2 separate regions of the Homo sapiens genome follow, and region 1 is linked to region 2. The links are chromatin loops, found by intact Hi-C in ENCODE. Cell type or tissue: B cell. All regions are shown on one strand.

Region 1 (2,500 bases), 380 kb before region 2:
GCCAGGGTATCACTTCCTTCAGTTTTTTCATCACTAAAAGGGCAGTCAGCCTGCCAATCTCATTAGGTTGTTGGGACAAACAATTGAGATAGTATATGTGAAAGTGTATTTGAAGAAAATTAAGTGCTAAATAAATCCTGCTATGCTACATATTTGAAGCACCTCTAGACACAGATGTAGTTTCCAAACATTACGCTCTAGGTGGATTTGACATGATTCTTAGTATAAAACAGAAGCTGTTGTCGAACTAATGATCTAAGAAATGTTAAAATCCTATATAACTTTAAGCATGAACACTCACTCCTTCTACATTTGTTATACATTTTCTTTCTAGAAAAATAAGAGAGCTTCCGTAAGGCGACGAATTGACCAAAGCAATTCCCATGCCAACATATTCTACAGTGTTCTTACTATTGACAAAATGCAGAACAAAGACAAAGGACTTTATACTTGTCGTGTAAGGAGTGGACCATCATTCAAATCTGTTAACACCTCAGTGCATATATATGGTAAGCATAGTTCAGCGTTGCCAACTCATGCTATGCTTTCTAATCATTGTAGATGTCTGTGTTCTCTAAATAAGTCAGTTTTCTGTTGGCCAAGAGTTACATTATCATGAATGAATACAGCTTGGCCATGGTTCCCTCCTCCCCCTGTCAAAAAGCAAACCACATTAAGTACTCTTTACATTTAATACTTTTGAATTGAACAGAGAGTCCTTTCTTTAGATGCTTATTATGGCTAATAATTCGGTTAGAACCTAATATATTTATGAAATTCTTAGTGTTCTGTATAAACAAAACAGAAAAAGATGATGAGTTTTATCTTTATTATCTAAGAAAAATTTCTCAGGTACTACCATGAATTAGAGAAATAAAAATATGGTATGCTAAATCATTTAGAATTAATGCTATTTTATTCCTGCTTTTACTCTCAAGGAATCCTAATGCTGTTGCTTAATTTCAGTATGCAAATTCTATAAAGAAAATGCTTAAAGACCTTATTTCCATTGCTGAAAAGGAAACAGTGTGGAGGGCAGAAACTATGGAACAATTCTATCAGTAGCCTTTATTTCCTTTTGTCTTTCTCCAGTTGATTTTTGATATCAAATTGGTTGTTTTAGGGTGTACAGAGCAACTTTTTCTCACCTTGCTTATAGTGGCCAGGTAGATTTTTAGAAATATCTTCCCACTTCTTTGTTATTGTGATAGAGATATTTAAGGTGTTTCACTTTCTGTTGCTCTGCCACTGTTTTATGTGGCTAGGACGTGATACCATTTGATTTGAAAGGCGTTCACCAATTACAGTGCTTTTAAAGTATCCTATTCATGATCAACATTTGGGCTCATTGATAGGCTCTATCATAATTCAGCTCTGTTTATTTACTCATTGATTACACCCTCCCTGAATGAGGCCCTAAGGTTTTGTTTATGGAAATTATTCTTTTCTAATGTATGTATCACTTCTCCTTTCAAAGATAAAGCATTCATCACTGTGAAACATCGAAAACAGCAGGTGCTTGAAACCGTAGCTGGCAAGCGGTCTTACCGGCTCTCTATGAAAGTGAAGGCATTTCCCTCGCCGGAAGTTGTATGGTAGGACCATCCTTATTTCCATAACAGTTTAAGACATACTTTGTAAGTGGGAAGCTGCAAGAGCCTAATGACTCGAATTCCTGACAAAATACCAAGAGACGTTCCTCAGACAGCCCCAGAGAGCTCAGAACTCTGTAGATTCTTGGGTGGTGGAGGTGAGAAGGGCTGGGGAAAAGGAAATAATGTAGCAAGGTAAGCGAGAGATGAGGTTTGTTTGAGTGCTCGCTTCAGTCTAGTCTCTTACTGTGGCTAACTTTCTGCATCTCTAAACCTTCCTATGATGTCAACATTCTTTGAATGGGATGTGTTGAGCAATGACTAGGAAGCATTTTGAATATGTAACATGCTCTATTAACCCTGAAGAAGTGGGCTCTTGTAATGAGAATGCTGAAAATAATTCTTTTATATACAGCTGGGTTGAAAGTTCCAGTCCTGTTTTAAAATTAAACAAACATTAATAGAGACAAGACTTACTCATTTGAAGAGGGGGACGATGGGGCCTATTTGAACTAATTAAGTTTTTTTTGGCTAGAAAGATACATATTCAAAACCTCCTTCAGCAGTTGTTTTTTAAAACACTGGTACAACACCTGATGTAAAACAATGTAATCTGTTTATGATCTGCAATCATTTTACAAAATTACTGTTAAATGCCAATATCTTTGGCTCAAGTCATTACATTTTAAACAAAGGGTATAGTACAAAACTGATTAGCAAAACAATCCATACAATAGGGATGTGGCGCCATTTTAGAATCTCCCTAACCAGAGCTGATTTGGCTTTCAATGTCATATGAGGGCAGTGTTTGTTTGCAGTTCCCTCAAATACTTAATAGGGAATTAAAGAGAAAATTTTAACTTTGTGCTATGTCTTCATGCCATTGCAGTAGAAAAATGATCTTTTTT
Region 2 (2,500 bases):
GTAGTGTGGAATGTGAAGTATGTGGTACAAATTCTGATTTCAATATAATGCTACTATCAAACACTAAGAAAGAAACTGAGTTAGAATAGCTTTGCAAAGATAATCTGCCCACCCTCTTCCTTTTCCCGTTAAACCAGGCTCGCTTGAATGCCACTGTCTTTGCATATAACACATTGTAATATGACCATCTGTTTGTGTACTTTTATCCTCCAGTAGACTGTAAGTTTCTTAAGGACAAGAACAACTCATTCTATCCTTGTAGTTCCAGAACCTGACACAGAGCCTGACACAAAATGGACAATAAATACTAGTTCTAAGAACCAACTAACCGCACTGTTAGGGCAGTGAGCACTGAGAGACAGTACAAGCCCTTAGATGCACTGAAATTTTGGTGGGGTATGTAGGATCTGAAAATAACCACAGTTCAATAATCTCAGATTAGGGCACAGCGTTCAGCCATAATGAAAATGCCGAGAAATACAGCGATGCTCTTAGCAGATTAATAAGGAAGTGTTCCATAAGGCAACCTCGTGAATATTGCTAGCCAGATCGCTCTTTTATTTGTGCCTTGAGTTTATTTTACTCTCTCTCATCAATGGAAGAGTGGTGCTGGCTGAGAGCAGGGGCCAGACAGTCAATTATCTACATCCCATTCTTTTTCTTTCCTTCTTTCTTTTTTTAAACATTTCTTAACTTCGAAAGATGATGAGCTCAGGCTTAGAACTAGGGATAGGACTCCTGGGTTTTCACTTGGATTATCCAACCTGACCTGCAGCATGCCAACACTTGAGTTTTCCTGTGTTAAACTGATGAATACAAGTTTATTTTATCTTCTCAATACGTTTCCCTATGAATATTATTAACTAACTCATAAATGCCTATTTTTTCTTACAGAAAAGGGATTTATAAATGCTACCAATTCAAGTGAAGATTATGAAATTGACCAATATGAAGAGTTTTGTTTTTCTGTCAGGTTTAAAGCCTACCCACAAATCAGATGTACGTGGACCTTCTCTCGAAAATCATTTCCTTGTGAGCAAAAGGGTCTTGATAACGGATACAGGTGAGACCACAAAGGACTCTAAGATACCATTTTTAGCATAATTCTCCTTGCTTGTCGCCCTTGAGAAGGACAGTTTTATACTTATGGAAGCAAATTCACTTATGAGTTTAACTATTATTGAGTTGAAATTGGAGATAAGAAAACAATAAGCAGATGTGAGGATACAGTAGCAGTCTTACCATTACTTTAGATAATATAACCTGCTGCATGAAAACAGAAAGAACCGTATTAGTCTGGTCTAGTTTGAGTCTGGTTCTCTGGCATTTTCTGAGTCACAAGGTAGTTTTTACTTCCTGTTTGAGAGTGCGGTGTGTAGGACACTGAGTCTCCCCTAAAACATTTGCAGATGATTGAGGAAGTAAAACTCCTTAAAAACAGAAAAACATTACTCATAGGTGTATTGATTTAAATTTTCAAAAAATACATGCAGAAATAGCCCAATAGTAAGTGCTGAAGGAAAATGTTGTTTTCCTCGGGATTTGTATGAGAAACTATGCAAGATTCTTTTTTTTAAGAACAACAAATTTTCTTTTCTTTTTCTTTTTCTTTTTTTTTTTTTTTTTGAGATGAGGTCTCACTCTGTCACCTAGGCTATAGTGCAGTGGTGCAATATTGGCTCACTGCAACCTCCACCTCCCAGGCTCAAGTGATCCTCCCACCTCAGCCTCCCAAGTAGCTGGTACCACAGGTGCACACCACCACACCTGACTAATTTTTTGTATTTTTGGTAGAGACAGGGTTTTGCCATGTTGCGCAGGCTGGTCTCGGACTCTTGAGCTCAGGAGATTCACCCTACCTGGGCCTCCCAAAGTGCTGGGATTACAGGCGTGAGCCACTGCACCCAGCCGAAAGATTCTCTTGTGGGAGGAATTCTCCATTCCTTCTTTGGAAAACAAAAAACAACTTTCCCCTATATCTTCTATAGTTATGACATCTCTTGTCTCTTTAAACTAATGCTATGGAACATGGTTTTGGACTAGGCTATGAGACACTGAGACGCACATGTTATCTTTCAAACAAGTCAATGGACTAGAATAAATCATCCTTTCTCAGCATGTGGTCTGTTGAACAACTGTGTAAGAATCATCTGAGCAAATGTTTAAAATGTGGATTCCTGGCTCCCATTCCAGACATGCTGACTCAAAACTGGGGCAAAACGCTCAGACTCTGCTTTTTTAATGAGAACCTTTGGTGATTCCTATCACAGGTCTAGATCTGTGCTGTCCGGTACGGTAGCCACCAGCCACATGTGGCTATTGAGAGCTTGAAGTGTGTCTGGTCCAAATTGAGATGTACTCTAATTGTAAAATACACACTAGATTTTGAAGACTTAGTATGAAAAAAAGAATGTAAAATATATTATTAATAATTTTTATATTGGCCGGGCTCGGTGGGTCACACCTGTCATCCCAGCACTTTATGAAGCCAAGGCGGGTG

What was found. A loop is a pair of places that touch in the nucleus more often than their neighbours do. Peaks named below come from ENCODE experiments on the same cell type or tissue, not always from the same donor. Only the 100,000 strongest peaks of a DNase experiment are listed, where the experiment ranks them.
Region 1: it touches region 2 in a loop (3-fold over the local background); 1 of 110 quality-filtered maps calls a loop at or near these places.

The regions. Positions count from the first base shown.
Region 1 is chr13:28,429,145-28,431,644 of GRCh38, reverse strand. It overlaps FLT1 (fms related receptor tyrosine kinase 1), which reads left to right. Exons shown (of 30, transcript NM_002019.4): 7 at 335-509; 8 at 1,478-1,595. Among named protein-coding and RNA genes, the nearest start is that of FLT1, 65 kb to the left of the region's middle. RefSeq lists enhancers at 680-1,339, 1,359-1,758. In B cell, no CTCF peak of the experiment used is centred here; a DNase peak (open chromatin) is centred at 1,534; H3K4me3 peaks cover 1,590 bases; H3K27ac peaks cover 2,410 bases.
Region 2 is chr13:28,046,838-28,049,337 of GRCh38, reverse strand. FLT3 (fms related receptor tyrosine kinase 3) reads left to right here. Exons shown (of 24, transcript NM_004119.3): 9 at 895-1,063. Among named protein-coding and RNA genes, the nearest start is that of FLT3, 52 kb to the left of the region's middle. In B cell, no CTCF peak of the experiment used is centred here; DNase peaks (open chromatin) are centred at 47, 487 and 1,337; H3K4me3 peaks cover 1,123 bases; H3K27ac peaks cover 2,372 bases.